Regions from separate parts of the Mus musculus genome. Here region 1 is linked to region 2. Evidence: chromatin loops called from intact Hi-C (ENCODE). Cell type or tissue: left cerebral cortex. All regions are shown on one strand. Links, peaks and the distances in the headings refer to the core of each region. The heading gives the core; the rest is flanking DNA. Region 1 has its middle 7.1 kb from the start of Dis3l. Region 2 holds the start of Gm36365 (a long non-coding RNA gene).

What was found. Peaks named below come from ENCODE experiments on the same cell type or tissue, not always from the same donor. Only the 100,000 strongest peaks of a DNase experiment are listed, where the experiment ranks them.
Region 1: a loop joins it to region 2, with 2.9 times the contacts of the local background. A loop is called at or near these places in 5 of 42 quality-filtered maps.

The regions. Positions count from the first base shown.
Region 1 is chr9:64,343,293-64,353,457 of GRCm38, forward strand. No RefSeq gene overlaps it. Among named protein-coding and RNA genes, the nearest start is that of Dis3l, 7.1 kb to the left of the region's middle. In left cerebral cortex, for the core only: CTCF peaks have their summits at 4,247 (motif pointing right) and 8,098 (motif pointing left); a DNase peak (open chromatin) is centred at 4,287.
Region 2 is chr9:64,762,904-64,773,068 of GRCm38, forward strand. Gm36365 (a long non-coding RNA gene) reads left to right here and starts at 8,500. Exons shown (of 3, transcript XR_379558.3): 1 at 8,500-9,524. In left cerebral cortex, for the core only: a CTCF peak has its summit at 6,359 (motif pointing right); DNase peaks (open chromatin) are centred at 6,497 and 8,463; H3K27ac peaks cover 411 bases.

The sequences.
Region 1 (10,165 bases), core at 868-8,867, 420 kb before region 2:
TTTCTGAATTCGAGGCCAGCCTGGTCTACAGAGTGAGTTCCAGGACAGCCAGGGCTACACAGAGAAACCCTGTCTTGAAAAAAAAAATCAGTTTCTTCACTAGTGAGATGTCTCAGCAGATAAGGGTACCTGCTGTACAACACAGATTGACTTTACATAAAATGTAATACATTAATTAGCTGGGCAGTGGTGGCACACACCTATAATCCCAGCATTCAGGAAGCAGAGGCAAGAGGATCTCTTGAGTTTGAGGCCAGCCTGGTCTACAGAATGGGTTCCAGTTCCAGGACAACCAGAGCTACAGGGAGAAACCCTATCTTGAAATTTGAGTCCCCCCAAATCAATAAATTAATTTAAAAAATTCTCAGTGTCTAGGTCAAGGTGCTGCATGGGTACCGAATGTCATTTTTGTAGGATCCAGGCTAGTGGAGTGGGGAATCTCTCTGGAACATTGTTGCTCAATGGAAAAAGGGGAGAGAGTCCTCTAGAAAGCCTCACACCAACAAATAACTCTTCCTGGAAGAAATGCTGTTGGTCTTGCCATTGGCCAGAACTAGTCACATGACCACACAGCCAGCGGAGGAGGTGTGCTATTCTTCAAGCTCTGAAGGCAAACACCAAGAACTTTTAGAATATATAAGCAACTTACCAGGAGGCTCTGGCCACCCCCTCAGCCCTAAATCCACTCCATCACCAGCTTCACCCTCATCATTTGGGACAGCTTTAGCCCAGCTCACTATCTACCTCTTTTGGCAGAAGTCCCTCCATAAGCTACTAAGCCAAGCCTGAGTCTCTACACACCTGCAGTCCTAACTTCTCTTGCTTCCATATGTGATCCCTTATGGTAGATAGGATGGATGAACTCTCTTTGTCAAGTTTATGTCCACATTTTCTCTAGGGACTCAGATGACCCATGTTGTCTTGCCTCCCTCACAGATAGATGGGTGGTGGCCATGTGTCTGGGTTCCATTTGGCAGAATGTCAGAGTTTAATAGCACTGTTTCTTGGGATGGCTCACAATACTCCCCAACCCAGCCCCCTACCTACATGCTTTCTCTTAGCGTTGCATCAGCTAGATGCCAAAGCCTAGGGCATTGGCAGCCCAACATTAAAGATGGCAGAGCCCCCTGTCTTCTTTGGTTCCTGAACAACTGTGGAAGCAGAACTTGGCCTCTCCTTGACCAGAGGACTCTTGTACAGGTGAGATAAACCCTTTGGGGTTCTGAGTAGATGGGAATCTGAACATTTGTCAGGCAGGGAAAGGAAAAGCAGGCTCAAGACTTCAAGGTCAGCTGTCATTACCAATGTATACTTCCAGTTAACAAAGGAGACTGAGGTGGCTGGGGAGGTGGCTTAGTTGGTAGAGTACATGAAGAGACTTGTCTAAGAGTTGCAAGGCTGTGTTGAAAACAGACAAATAAGCAAATACCTATTGGTCTGATACTATACACACCATCAGGCAGTTGGATGATTTCTACACTCATACTAAACTAGACAGTCCTCTAGCTGGTGGGGACCAGTGTGTTCTGCCCTGGTCTGGCTTTGTAGGGTAACAGCGCCAAACTGGGCAGGGCATCTGGTGGCTTGCTTCTCTCTTAGGTTGATTCTTTCTCTGATAACCTAAGTGTACACGGACAGCAGGCTGCCTAGATATAGTAATACACGGTGGCTGCTTCCAGCACTCTATGGCCAGTGGAAATCTCTTGCCAGAGCTCTACTTCCCTGGTGTATGGCTTCCATCTTTCTCTGTCTGAGCATCAGTGTACGTATACTGTGGACCAGCCACAGTACCAACAAGCCTTCTTAGAGAAGCACTTTGGGAATGCAGAGCTCAGTGTCTACTGGATCATAACCTAAGCCTCATTAAAGGTTAGCCTGGGGAGGAGGGGGCAACTCTGCTGAGAGGCCCAGAATGGCGAATGTACAAAAGAAATTCCAGAGGATGAGCTGAAAGGATGAGAGTGCATTGCAGAAGCAGTCATTGCAATATTCTGTGTATTTACTTTTTATTGACTTATTTATGTTGACTTCAGTACAACATGCTTACTACAACACAAACAATGCAGCAGGATGCCAAGTAAGAATGCAGACGTTCTGTTCTCGTCTGCAGTCTCCTCTCATGGCCATACACTGCTTTTGATTGCTTCTCAGCCATTTGGCTTAAATCAAGAGAGCACCATTGGTAGTTTGTACGATCCCAAGAGTCAAAGATGATCCAAGGTTTGCAACTCTTTGGTAATCTGCATTATACCAGTTAATCCCAGCTGAGGCATCTTGGCTCGTAACTGAGGATAAAGACTGTTCTAGGCATCTTTTCCTTTCCTCCTGTTTCTTTTTCCCCTTCTTCCTTCCCTTTCTGTTGCTGTGATAAAACACTCCTAAGAGGATGCTGAGATGGCTTAGTGTCAAGGGAACCTGCTGCCAAGCCTGAGGACCCACAAGCAGAGAGTGGACTCCTCTTGTCTTCTGATGTCACATATGTACCGGGGCATGCACACTATGGCATGTGGATGCTACAAAAGAAACAGAACACCTAACAGGAGCATCTTAATGGAGAAAGGGTTTTTTTTTGGCCCACAGTGCCAGGAAGCAGTCCCTCATGGTAGGCATGAGGGTGCTGCAGGGAGGTAGGAGAGTGAGGCAGCTGGTCACACGTGTCCGCAGTCAGGACTCAGAGAGGGATGGTTGCTGCACTCTGGTTACATTCTCCTTTCTATACAGCCCAGGATCCCTCCCAGGTAATGGTACTGCCCAGTGAGTGAGTAATTTTACCTCAGTTGGTCTAATCAAAATAATCCCTCACAGACAGTCCCACAGGCCCACTTCCCCATGTGTTTCTAGAGCTCACCAAGTTGGCAGTTGAGATTAACCAACACATTTCCCCTTCAGGTCGTTTCCTTTTCTTTCTTTTGTTTTGAGAGGACCGGCCTCCATCTTAAAGGGAAAAAAAGCCTGAGAATTTGACCTACAGCAGAACACAAGCTATACCCATGTACTAGAAAGGCCCCACGGCTTGTCCCTGGCCAGAGTTACTACTCCCTAGCTACTTCCTAGCAACAGTTAATCAAAGATTAGTCTGATTGTTTCAGATGTACTTTCAAACTGTTTGTGATCAAATATAGTCTTGCTTCAGATCACCCACCCATCAGCTTATAGCCGTTCTATTAGATGCTTTCCAGACTGGACACCCCCTCCCTCACCCCTCGCTCGCTCCTATTTTCTTATAAAATGTGTCCTACTGAGGGTTCAGGGCTGCTCCCACTTTCCCTTCCAGTCCTGCTGTGTCAGAGTTGGGTTGGAGGAGAGCCTAAGCCTGAGCTTGTAATAAAGAAACCCTAAGGCTATTACATCGGAGACGGTTCCTTGGTGGTTTTTTTTTTTTGTTGTTGTTTGTTTGTTTTTTTTTTGGGGGGGAGGGGTGTTCATGAACCCTTCCTGGCACATTTTGCTGTGAACCCTTCCCGGCACAACAGTTGGGTGTGGGATGGAGAAAGGCTCTCTATGCAGCCCAGGGCCTCCACATCTTAATCCCCCTGCTTCGGCTTCTAGGTGTGCAGCTTCATGCCCAGTTTGTAACTTCTGTGTTCTTGCATTTAGTCCTAAAAGCACCACCTTGACTTCTGTTCAAAAATATGTTTTCCAGGAAAAGAAATGACGTAGGAAGGACTGAATCAACCACCCAGGACACACAGCAAGAGAGTGGCAAAGTTGACTTTGGACCTAAGCAGAATGGCTACAGAATTCTTATAGCATTGACCCAGCCATATAGCCTTGTCCTTAGTAAACACAGACACTTGTAGGATTCAGGGTACATTCTGTATGGCTGGCCGCAGGAACCCAATGGCCTACAGAATTGGAAACCATGACTCAGTTAATGACCTCACCATTTACCTAACTTCTGGAGCTTTGGCACAGGAGGTTCTGGGTCATGATGCCAATGAATTAGTGGTTCTAAAGGTTCTGTGCGTGTCTACAATTACCCCATTAGCTGGAGTCAACTGCTCTCACTTGGACCCCATGGCAGTGGGGTGCAGTGCTTGCTAAGATCACTTTGCTACCTGTATTAAGGGAGATTTCATTTCCTATATGTTGAAGGTTAATATTAATCTTTGATTTGCCATTCAGAACATTCAAGGAACTCTAATAACACAGTTTGCAATGATTATTCTGAGATGTTCTGCTAACTTGCTCTAATTTTACACTTATAAGGGTCTCAGCCAAATTTCCACTGTACCTGCCAGTAACTCTAGTGTTCTACCACTAGGAGGTGCTGTTTCATCGATTTTTTTTTTTCCTTTTTCTTTTTTTTTTTTTTTCCAAACTAAGTGCCTCACTTGATCCCTTCCATGGGAATATCTGATAGTGAAAGCCTTGGCCTTTCACATACCACTCTTAAAATGTATCCAATTACTGGAGACAAAAAAGAAACAAGCAAACAGGTTAGTGTTTTAACAAAACCTTTGTTCAAGGAGCTCAAGGGTCTGGATACTTCCACATTAATTAGAAGCTAAGCTTCATTGATTAACACCAAAAAAAGAAAATAAATTCCTGAGTCTTGAGGCGGAGTAGAAGAAAATTCAGTCATCTGGCTCGCCAATTACAATTCAAAAATAGAAACATTGCTCTTGTGGTTTAATTTTTTTGATTGATTTTCTTTGATGAGATTAAGTTTTTGTCCATCTTGTAGGGATGTTTCAGCAGGTCTTGATAAATATTTTTTTTCCCGCTGGATAAATTCATCACACAGAGCTTTCCTGTTTACTCTGCTTTGTTACTGCACAGATCTGAGTTGGGGGTGGGCAAATCCCATTTTACATCTGTGTCAATAGACTAAGAGTTCTGAAATCAATAGAAATACAACAAAGTTTAAGGAGAAATGGGAAAGAAAACAAGGAATACTTGACCAGGATCCTGAACCTCCAGGTTTAGGATAAATTAAATAAGGAACATCTACTTATTTTCATTGCTTAATAAGTAAGGTAAAAGGCACGTGAAAGGGTACTTTTCTATCTGGTTAAAAAGCAAGAGAATACAGACAGAAACTAGAAATGGCACTTATTCCCAACTGTTTGCTTGTTTGCTTGCTTGTTTGTTTGTTTTCTGGGACAAAGCGTCTCTACCTGTTCTGGGGTGGCGTGAACTCCCAGCAATCCTTGCACCGCAGTCTCCCGAGCCCTGAGATTAAAGGCATAAGCCGTCACTCACTTGGGATCTAAGTTTTGTTTAAAAGGCCCTCCACACCACCACCGAGACTCTCATTTGAACAAGTAACTGGGATAAAGTGTGTCTACACCAAAGGGCCAGGAATCTTGGAAGGTCTTAGAATTCTGTCTACCAATTTTTTGTTTTTGTTTGTTTGTTGAGACAGGGTTTCTCTGTGGGACAACCCCTGCTGTCCTGGAACTCGATTTGTAGACCAGGTTGGCCTGGAACTCACAGCGATGCACCTGCCTCTGTCTACTGAGGGCTAGGACTAAAGGCATGCATCACCATGCCCAGCTACCAAGATGATTAAAAAAAAAAAAAAAAAAGAATCTCGGGCTACTGAGATGGCTCAGTGAGCAAAGGTTGCATGGCTCCAGCGCTGCGTCATCATCCTGAGCCCAGACTTCACGTTAGAGCCTTGCACAAAGCTGTCCCCTCCTCAACTGGGGGAGGGCAGCAAGGCCACACTTTATACTCCTACCCAACAGCCTCTCAGAAAGAGGAGGTGAGCTGCCAGGTGTGGTGGCCCATGCCTTTAATCCCAGCACTCAGGAGGCAGAGGCAGGCGGATTTCTGAGTTGGAAATAGCCTGGTCTACAAAGTGAGTTCCAGGACAGCCAGGGCTACACAGAGAAACCCTGTCTCGACAAAACCAAAAAAAAAAAAAAAAAAAAAAAAAAAAAAAAAAGAGGAGGTGAGCTATAGGACCCATTCTTAGGATCCCTGGGCTAGGTGAGAGGACTCCTGGCATCTCTTGAAAATCTGAATTGTGAATTTAAGATGTCAGCCCTCTCTGAGCCCTCCTTCACCTGGTGGCTTCTGTGAGCAAGCCTGACACAGTGGGCAGCTGGGCCCTGGGCAGCATGCCTCCTGTGCAGAGCTTTGATGGGCAGACTGTGAAGAGCTCATCTCTGTAGAGAGCTTGTATACACACACACACACATACACACACACACACACACACACACACACACACACACACACACACACACTTCAAGAGATATTAGAAGCCCCATGAGAGAACCAGCTTAGATTTTAGAAACCGTAAGAATCTTGTCTTGTTTACCATTTAGCTTTCAAGGCCTTATCTTTTGTGACTGGAAGGCATTTTGGTGCCCTTCCAGTCCCCTAACATTGTTCTTTAATTAGCTGGAGGCAGTACAGTGATCACAGAACACTTCCCTTTCTCTGAAGCTCCCAGCACCTGCCAATCCCTGATCCAGAAGCCAGAGGGAAGGGGAAGTCTTTGAGCCCTGGAACTGCAGTTATTCTCCGTGTATATAAAAGTGTAGACAGTAACCTGAAGCCGGCCTCTTCATTAGCGGATGCAGACTTACGGGCAACCCTACTTATTGGCTAATGCTGGCATGAGATTTATGATCCTGGTAACATGGAGTTTTTTGTCCATGGCCTGTTACATTCATCATCTGGCAGAAAAGTAAAAAGGAAAAACCAACTAAATAGGATATAGCTGATCAACACCAAGCAGGCCATGATAAACTACTCACAATACTTAAACTTCTTTTCCACAGTTATTTAATTTGTTAGCAGCTTTATGGACCACACAGTGCTCCCTTCAGAGGTACAGTTCAGGATTGGGGGTGTAGCTCAGTGGTAGAGCATGTGCTAGGCCCTGGGGTTAGTCCCCAACACCAAAATGGAATGAAATAAAAGTATGTATAATTGTAAATACACTCAACTAAATATAAACACAAATAACCACATTTATTTATTATAGTTATATACCTTCTATATTACCTATACAATTATAAACATACCCATAGTTATATATATAATTTATGGGTTATTATATTAACAGATATATTCAATTCTTCATAAATATGTTTAACGGCAAGTGTAACACACATTTTGGTCATCTGAAAAGTAAATCCCATTCTTTCAAAAAAATTACTTTTATTGATGTGTGTATGTGTGTGCCTATATATCTGTATGCATACCACATACGTGCAGAGCTTGTTGAAGGCAGATGTGGATGTCAGATCCCCTGTCAGGCTTGTCATGAGAGGCCTGGTGTGGGTGCTGGCAGCTGAACCTGGGTCTCTGGTAAACAGCAAGTACTCACAACTGCTGAGCCATCTCTCCAGCCCCACTCTTTGAGCTATCATCCCCCTGCCCCCTTTACTCAAGCACCCACAATTTTACTTTGTGAATTTATAACTGGCATATTGTGGAAGTACCTGCTTCTGTGTGACAGCCCTCCCTCCGGTTAGTGTAGACTTTCCTCCTCTTCAGCACTGGCTGTGAACCCCACAGGCACATGCATTCTAGGCACGTGCTCTGCCGCTAAGCCACACACCCATCTCCTAGCATAATGTTTTTAAGGTCTACCCATGTCATAGCGTATGGCATCGATTTTGTTTTAAAAGTTGTTGAATAGCATTTCATTTTATTGATAAACCATGCTTTATTAATTCACCACTGATGGATGTTTGGAAAAACTCACATCTCCACTATTATGCGAAATACTAATATAAGCATTTTTGTGATAATTTGGGGGTGGACAAATTTTGAATTCTACTTGATTTTATAATATTTTGTTTTTGAAAGAGCTCTTGCTTTAGAGAGATCCTGGCTGGCCTAAACCTCTACGTAGCCCAAGCTTGCCTAGAACATGTGGTGATCTTCCTGCCCCTGACTCCAGAGTACTGAGTTTACAGGGGTGCACCACTGTGCTGTTTTCTATTGGAAATATATGTATAAGTGGAATTGCTTTGGCAGATGGAAATTTCTCTTATTTTAAAAGAACAGAAAGGACTGGAGAGATGGCTCAGGGGTCAAATGCACTTGCTGCTCTTGCAGAGAACCTGGGTTCAGTTCCTAGCATGTTCACAACCATCTGTACATAACTCCACCACCACAGAATCTATCGCCCTCTTCTGGCCTCCACAGGTACTGCATATATATGATGGTCAAAACACTCATACATATAAAATACATACATTAAAAAAAAGAGCAGGAACACGTGCATGTGAGATATGTATTATATATTATAATTCAATGTGGTTGTCTGGGATGCGCTACAGTAACAAAACCCCTCAGATTTTTGTGGCTTCAGCAACATGGGAAGATTCCTCAACCAAACCATGGGTCCCCTTAGTCTATCTGTCATGCTCACCAAGAGAGCTGGCAAATGTGACTCCCTCTGGATTTCAGGGGGAAGTGAACAAAGCAGGTGGGATACTTATTCTTGCAGTGCTGAAGGACACCACTGACCTCTTTCCATACATCACTAGTCAAAGCACTTACTCGGTCACATTCAGTTCTGAGAGCAGAAAGTGGAAAGCCAGACATGGTGGAAAAATGACAACCTTAAGTAGATCTGTATGTGCATGTCCAAACATATATATGTTTATCCACATATCCACAACGACTTCAACTGTAGCAAAAGGAAGAGGGCCAACTCCAGCTTGTTGCAATATTGTTTCCTCGATGTGTTTAAAATCTGTGAAACCAATGGAAAAGCACACTCACAGTACATTGTGTCATCAGTGAGAAGGAAAAGGCAGATCTTGTTGAGATGTGTACTCCAGACATAGTTTACTTCAAGAAGAACAAACTGGGCCTGAAGAGATGGCTCAGAGGTTAGGAGAGCACGCTGCTCTTCCAGACGACTGGAGTTCAGTTCTCAGCACCTAATCTGGGCAAAGAGAAACTTCCCGTAACTCCAACCCCAGAAGATCTAGTACTTTCTGTCCTCTTTGGGCATCCGTACAAACACAAACATACTTTTAAAGAATTAAAAAGGAGCCATGCATTGAGGGCAGGGATTAGTCTGTGATAGTTATTTGTTGGCATGCTTGTGAGGGACCTTGTAGATCAGGTTCCCTGGGGCGACATGACCTACCTTCCCTCTGAGCAGCACCATTCTGTGGGCTGGGGCCTGGGCTGGAAAAAAAGAAAGTGAGCGAGTACGGTCACCCATTGTCCTCTGCTCCTTAATTCAGCTGCACTGTGACCAGCCACCTCACGCTCTGACACCATGGCTTCCCTGCCATGAAGGACAACACCTTTGAGCTGGGAGCTCAGATAAACCCGTTCTCACTTAGCTTGCTTTTTTCCTCTGTCTTCGATCCCAACTTCAGGAAGGTAGGTAGACCCCAATCTGTCCCCTTGTGTCACATTGTACTGCTTCACCTCAGGCTAGAGACAGGGTCAGCCAACCATGGACTGAAACCATGAGCCCAAATTTGTTGTTATCTGAGTCATTTCTCCTGGGGCTTTGTCACAGTGATGAAAAGCTGACTGTCACAAATGTTTGTGTGTTGTTTGGGTTTGCTTCCTAGGACTGCTGTGTCAAACTACCACACACTTTGGAAAACAGAATTATTCTGTCATGGTTTTGGTGGCCAGAAAGCCAAAGTCTAGCAGGACTCTCTCCGAAGACTGCATCCACAGAGCGGCTTGTCTGACCTGCAGGGCCAGTGGGAGGGGAAGTTCCAGGAGTGGCTGCACTGAGGAGGAATGGAGGGGATTACTCAGATACCTCCCCCAGCACAGGAGGAACTCAGACTGAACTCTCCTTGAGGCCAAACATGGACCTCAGGGAAAGTCCACGGACAACTCTCAAAGGACGAGGTGGGAACAACATACTGAAAAGGTGGAGCTTGTCTGTGGAGCTCCGAGAACGACAAGTGTCCCAAAGAGTCTGTGAGTGTAATTCAGAATTCTGATACCGAGCGCTGAAGGCAGGGCTTAGTCTGGAAAGAGCTTGCCTTGCAAACCCAAGGACCTGAGTTCGATCCCTAGAAACCGTGTAGAAAACAACCTGTGTATGCTGGTCATCTCAGAGGTAGGAAGACAAAGAAAGAGCCACATTTCTGGTGCTCGCTGGCCTAGTTGGCTAATGAGAGGCCTTGCCTCAAAATATGACAGTCAAGATTGTCCTCTGACCTCAAGAGGTACACATACATGTACCGTACCCATACACATGTGTGCACCC
Region 2 (10,165 bases), core at 1,489-9,488:
CCAAAGACAACTCTTAGCAATTTCTCTCTCTCTCCCTCTCTCTGTGTGTCTTTCTCTGTCTGTCATCTTTCTTTCTCTGTCTCTCTCTTTCTCTCTCTCTTTCTGTCTTTCTCTCTGTCTCTCTGTCTCTTTGTCTCTGTCTCTTTCTCTGTCTCTCTCTGTCTCTCTCTCTCTGTCTCTCTCTCTGTCTCTGTCTTTCTCTCTGTCTCTCTCTGTCTCTTTCTCTGTCTCTATCTGTCTCTCTCTGTCTTTCTCTCTGTCTCTCTGTCTGTCTGTCTCTCTCTGTCTCTTTCTCTGTCTGTCTGTCTGTCTGTCTGTCTGTCTGTCTGTCTCTCCCTGGGTGCCGGAATGACAGGCATGGACTACTATACCTGGCCTTATGAGATGCTAGGGATTGAGCTCAGGGTTTTGTGCCCCACAGACATTTGCCAAGTAACTCATATTATCATAGGCCCTCTCCCACCTATTTTTTAAATAACATTTTTATTGTTCTTATGTGTACGTGTTGTGAGGCGGTAGCACATGTGTGTGTGTGCACACGTGAGGGTCAGAAAGCAGCCTTGTGAACTAGATTCCTTCCTTTATGTGGTTCTGGGGAGCAAATTCAAGTTGTCAGGGTTGCTGGGCAAGTACCTTTACCTCCTAGGCCACCTCCCTGGCCTCTTCCAGACATTTCTATGAGTAATTCAGTGTTTTCCATCATTAGTTGACCACACTCATTTTTTGGTGGTGGTGTTTTGTTTTGCTTTGCTTTATTTTTTTTCAAGACAGTGTTTCTTTGTGTAGCCCAGGCTGTCCTGGAACTTGCTCTACAGACCAGGCTGGCCTCAAACTCACAGTGGTCTGTCTGCTTTTGCTTCCTGAGTGCTGGGACCAAAGGTGTGCACCACCACCTCCCGGCTCACACTCATTTTTTTTTTAATATAATGCCTATTACTTCAGTACATACATGTGATGTCCTTCAGAAAACTCTTGACTGGAGAGATAAAGAGATTTCTATCTTCTTCAAGTGGGTTTTCCATAAATGTTACTACCGTCCACGGAGCAAAAGGGGGGGGGCTTCATTGTATGAAAAGTGTGTTCTTTGTCAGAAGCTCAGTTTTCGTGATATCATCCGAATGTTTTGAAGTTGGTCATCAGCTAAATGACAGTGACCAGCAACCTGGACAAAAACAAACCACACAAGCTTTAAAATCTCCGTTTGCTCATTCCCAGCTCTAACGTGCGGGATAAGTGGCATTTTTCAAGGCTTCCTGTGGGAACTGAAGGACAGTGCCGATGGGAAACTCTGACTACACTAGAGGACTCTGGCCTGGTGACAAAGCCATTCCTCTGGAATAATGCTGTCCTCCAGGTGTTAAACAGAAGTGATCACAGTGCTCGGCCCAGTTGAGCAAGCAGTGCCACCTGAGCCCAGACCCAACCAGAGCTGATTCTTATTTCCAGAATAACTTTAAGGACACAGGAAGCACTTAAGTGAAATGACCTAGGCTTAGAGGAAAGGGAAGGTAGGGGGATCAAAAGATCACCTGCCTCAGAAGATTGATGGAAAACCAGTGCTCACAAAGGAAATGAAAACTACTGTTGCTGTTAGAGAGGCATAAATAAGCTCTGTGCTGCTAGAGGAATGCAACCTGGTTCTCTTCCACATTTATTTCTCTGGGGTGTGTGTGTGTGTGTGTGTGTGTGTGTGTGTGTGTGTGTGTAAGAGAGAGAGAGAGAGAGAGAGAGAGAGAGAGAGAGAGAGAGAGTGTATGTGTGTGTGAGTGTGTGAGTGTGTGTATGTGTGTTCACTCAGAAGGGTACACAGGACAACTTTTGATTGTTGGTTCTCTCCTTCCATCCTGTGGGTTCTAGGGATGGAACTCGGATCCTCAGACTTGGGAGCAAGCACCTGGACCCTGTGAGCCATCTCTCTGGCTTGAGAGAGACAAATCTAGACATGACGGTAAAAGGCACAAAACCTCACTCACAGAACTACAGGCAGGTAAATCCTTTCAAAATTACCTCAACAGAAAATAAATAAAGCCAAAGAAGGCACAGAGGTTGCTGAAAGACAGAAGGTTTATCATAGGCCAAGAGAACATGAGAAAAGCCAGATAACAGAACTAAGTTGCACGCAACAAGATGATAAGCCTGGAAGAAATCAGCTGTGTCTGCTGAGAAGCACTTCTATTGCTCAAAAAGCTGAAGTAGACAACAGGAGCAGCATCTAAACCCAGACACTGATAAAAAGCAAAGCTTGTGACTATGGAACAGAAATCCTCTGCTCACAGAGACACATTGGCAGAGCATTTCCAGAAGGCAGATAGGGAATTATATCAAATCAAGAGAATATACACATTGCTATATTAAACTAGTTCCCTTTGGAAAATCACCCTGAGGAGAAAACCGCACAAAAGCAAAAAACAGGATATTTGTCACTGTGTACTAATGGTATTTCAGAAGAAAAAAAAATTCAGGGGCTGAAGAAATGGCTCAGCAGTTAAGAACACGTGTTAAATTCCCAGCACCCTGGGCTGGTGAGATGGCTCAGTGGGTAAGAGCACCCAACTGCTCTTCCGAAGGTCTGGAGTTCAAATCCCAGCATGGTGACTCACAACCATCTCACCATCTGTAACGAGATCTGACTCCCTCTTCTGGAGTATCTGAAGACAGCTACAGTGTACTTACATATAATAAATAAATAAATCTTTAAAAGACCTGTGATGATCTCAGGGGATCTAACACCTTTCTCTGACCTCTGTAGGTGCTGCATGCACATAGTGTATATGCATATATTTAGGCAAAACCCTCACACATGAAATAAATTCTTTAAAAATCCCCCCTCCCCCTCAAAAAAAACAAAAACAACAACAACAACAACAACAAAAAAAACCCTCAAAACTAGGGGCCAGGCTTGCAAAATGTCTCAGTGGGTAAAGGTACTTTCTGCTAAAACTGATGATATGAGTTCAGTGTCCAGGCCCCATATGAGAGAAGGAGAAAACTGACCCCTGAAAGTTGTCCTCTGACCTCCACATGCAGGTTCCCCTCCTACTTAACATAAATGAATGTAATAAAAAATAGGAGACAGGTTGAATAAATCATGGTTTATAAATAATACAAATAGTTGTTATCCTTGAACAATCACGGCATTAGGATTTAGTGGTAGAATGCTTGCCTAGAATATGCAAGCTCTGCGTTCAAGCTCCAGTGCTACTAGATGAGGAGGAGGAGGAGGAGGAAACAACCTCAGTGTTCTCTACAGTTACTGACCCAGAAACCTATCCACCTCATATTCTGAGAGAAAATATCAGCTACAGGACCAAAGAGATGACTCAATAATTGAGAGGATGCACTGTTCTCACAGAAGATCCGAGTTCAGTTTCCAGCACACACAGCAGGCAGCTCACAACTTCAGATAACTCCAGCTCTAGGGGGGTCTGATGCCCTCTTCTGGCCTCTTAAGGTACCTGCACTCACGTGTTCATGCTCCATCCCACGCAAACACACACAATTTAAAAATAAAATAAGTCTTGGGCAGAGTATGGTAGCACATGTGTTTAATAGCACCAGGGGCAGGACAGTCTCTGTGAGTTGAAGGCCACAGTGAATACTTGTCTTTTTTTAAAATTTATTTAATTTAAGTACACTGTAGCTGTCTTCAGGCACTCCAGAAGACGGCATTAGATTTCGTTACAAATGGGTGTGAGTCACCATGTGGTTGTTGGGACTTGAACTCAGGACTTGTCTTTTAAAAAAAAATCTCAAAATGCAGCAGTTACAGAAACACTTGTAAATTGTAGTCCTAAGCATGGGAAGGAGTAGACATACTGGGGTACACTCTGCACAGAGATGTCTAATGAATACTCACTGGAATTTCAGTTCCTGCTCTGTGTGATGGGATTTCAGGGGAATTTGTATTTTCTTCCTATAAATCTTGGGTGAAAACATTAGTCATGAGAGGTCTAAAGTCCTTAAGACTTAAAACTGCCACACCAGGCCATGAGGTCCCAGATGCCTTTGTGGTTCATTTCTGCCATTTCCCCAGCAATAAACTTCAGGGAGGGAAATATCAGAAAACCAAAGTTCAGACAGGCGTCTGCCTGAAGATCCTGACAGAGACTAATTATGGAGATCCCCCAGGTGTCCTGTCTGGGACAGGGCTGAACGATCTGGAACTGCAGTGAAGGAACCACTTCATGTAGACAGACCTGTCTCTGTTTGTGTATGAACATATACTTTTGCTTGTTTGCTTTTCTTTTTGAGTCAGGGTCTCACTATAGCTTAGAATGTTCTGGACTCTTCACTAAGTATCCTAGGCTGGCCCTGGACACAGAAATCTCCCTGTCTTGGCCTCCCAAGTACTAGAATTATAGCATGCCTGGTTACATGGGTTTTTAAAAAATTGTTGTTAGATAATCATTTTACAATTTATTTATTTTATGTATATGAATTTTTGCATGTCTATATGTTTGTGTACCATGTGCATGCCTGGTCTTTGATACTCTAGAGCTGGAGTCAGTGACAGTTATGAGCCTCCCCATTACTGCTGAGCACAGAATCTGGGTTCTCCATAAGAGCACCCTTAACAACTAAGCCAGCTCCCTAGCCCCCATATATTTTGGTTTTGTTATTGTTGGGGTTTTGTTTTTGTTTTTGTTTTTTTGAGACAAGATTTTTCTGTGTAGCCCTGGCTGTTCTGGAACATACTCTGTAGGCCAGGCTGGCCTCAAATTCAGAGATCTGCCTGCCTTCCTGCCTCCTGCCTCCTGCCTCCTGCCTCCTGCCTCCTGCCTCCTGCCTCCTGCCTCCTGCCTCCTGCCTCCTGCCTCCTGCCTCCTGCCTCCTGCCTCCTGCCTCCTGCCTCCTGCCTCCTGCCTCCTGCCTCCTGCCTCCTGCCTCCTGCCTCCTGCCTCCTGCCTCCTGCCTCCTGCCTCCTGCCTCCTGCCTCCTGCCTCTGTGAGTGCTGGGTGAGCACCACCATGCTCAGCTGCTCCATATGTTTTTATCTGATTATTATTATTTTATTACTTCCCTGATGTCTGCAATAGAATTTCTCAAGCCAGACGACTGTGGTGGGTGGTTCTTGAGGCAGCCCATAGAATGATCAGCTACACAAAATGGCTGACTGGTGATGAGAGTCCTTGCTGTAGTAGTTCTGTCTGTGGCAGTGTGAGTGGTGATAGAGGAGCTCCCCCACCCACACCCCACACACATGATTTTTAGCTATTGTTTTCCCCTGTTTATTTATTTGTTGTTTGAGACAGGGTCTCAGATAGCCTAGGCTAGCCTCAAACTCACTATTTAGCTAAGGATGACCTTAACTCCTGGTCTTTCTGCATCCACCTTCTCAGTGTTGGAGTTATAGTTATGGCCAATTTATGGGCCCACATTTATGGAGTTCTGAGGGTCCAACTTAGGGCTTTGTGCTGCTAGGCAAGCACCCTACATCCTTAACACCTCCCCTTTTAAAGAAGATATTTAATTTTTTAAAAAGATTTATTTATTATAAATAAGTACACTGTAGCTGTCCTCAGATGCACCAGAATAGGGCGTCAGATCTTATTACAGGTGGTTGTGAGCCACCATGTGGTTGCTGGGATTTGAACTCAGGACCTTCGGAAGAGCAGTCAGTGCTCTTACCTGCTGAGTCATCTCACCAGCCCGAGATTTAATTTTTAAAAAGAGTATTGATTTTATAAAAACAACAAAGCTATTGGTGGGTTGGGATTTTTTGTTTCTTTGTTTGTTTGTTTTTTTGTTTAGATTTTATTTATTTATATGACTACACTGTAGCTGTCTTCAGACACACCAGAAGAGGGCATTGGATCCCATTACAGATGGTCATGAGCCACCATATGGTTGCTGGGAATTGAACTCAGGACCTCTGGAAAAGCAGTCAGTGTTCTTAACCTCTGAGCCATCTCTCCAGCTCAACAAAGTTATTTTTACTTATCTACACACACACACACACACACACACACACACACACACACACACACAAACCTTATTGCTCCGTTAGTGGTGCAATTTATAATTGTCCACCAATTACACAGGGCCGGGCGTGGTGGCGCACGCCTTTAATCCCAGCACTTGGGAGGCAGAGACAGGTGGATTTCTGAGTTCGAGGCCAGGCTGGTCTACAAAGTGAATTCCAGGACAGCCAGGGCTATACAGAGAAACCCTGTCTCAAAAAACAAAAAAACAAAAAAACAAAAAAACAAAAAAAAACACCAATTACACCTCAATAAACTATGTTGAGTTTATTTGGGTCCCTTAAAACTAGACTTACATATAATAAATAAATAAAAAAAAAAAAAAAAAAAAAAAAAAAACTAGAATGCCTTGGTCAAAAGGGGGCGCTGTTGTGCACCACAAGCAAGTGACTTTTCCTAGCTGGATTTTCATTGTCGGCCTGGACTGTTGCTAAGCTGCTCTCAGATGACAGACTTCTTGTTTACAGGAATTAAAGAAGGCAATTAAATAATTATAGGCATGAAAATGGAGGCAAACAGACATGCCAAGTTCTAGATTAAAACTAGGGGTTGTGGAAATAATTCCAGGCAAACAAGCAACGATTAAGCCACCGAAAGGAGGAGGCAGCGGCAGGACAGAGCAGTGCTCGCTGCCAAGAGGATGGGGCTCTCTGGTAGCAAGGCAGAGTTATGTGGCTGATTTTGTGAACCGCTTGGCGTCAGTGCAGGGACAAACACTCTTTAGACTGACTACAAAGCCAAAGGCAGCAGAATTGAAGTCGGAAGACAGACCTCTAAGCTGGGATAGAGTGACCCTTGGCTTTGACCCACAGAGGGCGAATTGTCCCCTGGTAGCTCATCAGGACAATTTGGGGCAATTGGGTTTTTGTTTGTTTGATTTCCCCTGCTTTGGGTCTGTTTTCTTGCTTGCAAAATTAAATCCATAAGTCTGCCTTGCCTCCTTTTCCGAATAAAAGCAAAATATTGAAGTAAAAACCGAAAAGGTAATGGGATTCTTTCATTTGTGGTTCCTAGATTTAATATAGATTATATATAGAAGATTTTATATAGCTTTAATATGCCTAAAATCATGCATGGATATTTGATATCACAGTAGAAACCAAACTTCCTAGGGGAACAAAGGGGATTGACAGGGAGAAGGGGAGCAGGGCTTATGGGAATATACTCAACATGCAACCATTACCTAAATAAAGATGTCACTGCGGCTGGAGAGATGGCGCAGCAGTCAAGGCCCTTGCTACTCGTGTGGAGGACCTGAGTTCAGCTCCCAGCACCCATGTTTGGTGATTCACAGTTATTCGTAACTCCAGTTTGTGGGGATCTGATGTCGACTTCTGGCCTCCAAGAGCAGCCATATGCATATGTGCAAGCATACACACGTAAATAAAAATAAAGAAATCTATTTTTAAAAAATGTTCTTATGTAACAATACCATGTATAAGGGATATACACAATGGACATTTTTAATAATAATACATAAATAATCTAAAGTACAGGGGTTTGCGAATGTCAGAACTTTAAGGCAAATCCAACAATTTAACAATGCAGGTGGTCATCTAGAGTTCTTGGGTGTTTGGCAAGGTGCATGGCCTCAGGCCCGTGCCTCTCCCAGACCTCTGTGGCTACTTCTGATGGATGAGTACACTGGTAAATGGTTCCCCCACCTGAGCTTCCAGTCTCCTTATCAGCACATGACTCCTATGAGGTCAATCTTATCAGCCTCATCTTGGAGCTGTGTACAGAAATAGCACAGAGACTTGAGATTTGAACCCAGAGAGCCAGTATCGATGTCAGACAGCCTCTCTGATTAGCTGGAACTCACTCATTAGGCCAGGCTAGCTGCCCAAGGAGCCCCAGGGACCCACCCATCTCTGCCTCCCCAGTGCTGAGATTATGCGCACGCACGGCTATACCTAGCTTTTTTTTGCACATGGGTTCTGGAGACTGAATTCAGATTCTCATGCTCTTTGAACTGCACCACCTCACCCCACAGCACACTCTACTATTTTTTTTCATATGTCTAATAAAGCACTAGATATATGTATCTATTTAAGTTGGAATTAATCAAAATTCAAGAGAATAAAAATGTAATCGCTAGCTACCTACATTTCAAATGCTCAGTAGCCAGGTGTGGCTGCTGTATCAGCATGATTGTTTTAAGACATTTCTGTCTTCGCAGAAGAGTCTAGTAGGCAGTGCCGATGGCACCGCAGTAACTACTGGTGTCAGCAACATAGAATCAGAGTCTTTCCTTTCTCTTAGCTCTGCCCTTCCTTTATCTCTACCATCTCATTCTGAATATTCTTTTCAGAGCCTCTATATTCTTCCTAAATGCATGTCCGAGGCTGGCTTGCTGACTCTGTAAAGCACTCAGAATCCTGGGGCAGCCCTGGGATTTGATGACAAAGACAACGGCTGGCTCTGTGCCCAAGCCCAGAGACAGCAACTCTGAAGCAATGTGCACTGACGGCACCAGAGTGGGCAGCAGACACCCCTGCAAAGCTGCTGCTTGTCTGCCAGATCTGCCGAGGCACAGAGGGGAGAGGAAGTCAGAGGGGAAGTGAGGGGTCCGGAGTGGCAGGGCTAATGACACCCAAACTCTGCTGACTCCACTGTCTTTCTCTAGCTATTCCAGGCACAGATGTACCCTCCACAACCAGGAAGGACAGACAGTTCATTTGCCCTTGAACTTAGTAATCACTCAAAGCACTCAATGAGTAGGAATTGATTCGATCCTGGACTGAGTTACACATAGAAACTGACTCTCCCTGATAGTGTCAATTCTAGTTATAGTGGGAGCTAGGTGAAGTTGAAAAGTTGGTCAGATGGTGTTTTGCTGGGGAAAACACTTGAAGGAGCGTTTCGTTAATGTGGACACAGATGTGAAAGGTTAAGGCAGACACGTGAAGAAACATTTTGATGGAGCAGACACAGGAGAGGATGTTCTGCTAAAGCAAGCACATGTAAGAACATGTGATGAAAGATTCTTTGCTACGTGAATGTATTAGTCTGCCTTACATTGCATAGTTGAGCTGCATTTGTCGGGACTCCATAGAGAGAGAGAAACGCACCAACAATTTTCTGGTGGTGTGCTGCAGTTTGTTGCCATTTCCAAGGACTCGGGCTGACTGGATACAGGTGCTGAGGCAAGACACAGGGAGGATACGTGATATTTGGAGGCAACACATGTGGAGGACACATGATATTTGGAGGGGATAAACAGGACTCCACAGAATGACAAAGGCTGAGCTAGGCTTGCTTTTAGAGCTAGCTGTGCAACGCTTGTGGATCTCTCATCTTCGCTGATCTTCACTTCCCTGAGAGAGGCACAGCTGAGTATTTCTGGAGTTCCTGCCGACTTGAGCCAAGGTTGAAGCCTGGCTGTCTCTCCTAGGTTGTGCCACCGCAGTTGCTATCCCGACTCTACCAAACTGGACTGCTGGTGTATCCGTGAAGTGTTTGAGAGTGGATGGAGCTGCTGCTGCTGCCTGCTAACCTGTGAACTGAACTGCTGATTTCCAGACAACTGCTGATTTTCCAGATGTGAGTTGCTCCGAAGAACCTTTCTAAACAGGTCCACCTCCCCGTATTCTTTCTTTTCCACTACCTTTAGTGGGCGGTGGGCTACAAAGGAGGTTAAAGCATTTAAGAACCATTATTGAAAATAGGATTTGAAAAAAATTAAAGTTATAGCTAGGTGTGTAGGCTCATGCCTGCAATTCCAGTACTCAGGAGGTAGAGAGAGAGGACCCAGAGTTCAAGGCTAGTCTGGGCTATGTAACAAGACACTCAGTGTGTGTGTGTGTGTGTGTGTGTGTGTGTGTGTGTACACTTATATGTGTATACATGCATGATGGAGAGCTGTGCCATGCGCTCATGTGAAGGTCAGAGGACAGCTTTGTGCAGTCCCTTCTTTCCTTCCACTTTTGCATGGGTCCCAAGAATTGAACTCAGGTCACCAGGCCTGTGTGGCAAGCTCCTTTACTGATGACCAATCTTGGCAGCTCAGGAAAAATGTCCTGAAGAGACACACCTTGCGTGCCCCTCCCTTTGGTCACCAAACAGTGGCTCCTAGGAATTTGGAATTTCCATAGGTGTCTCATGTTGGGAGAAGAAAAAGGCTGAAGCCTGGTGCTAGCCAGAGGGTTGGGAGTGACAGGTGGGGTGGGGTGGAGTGGGGTGAA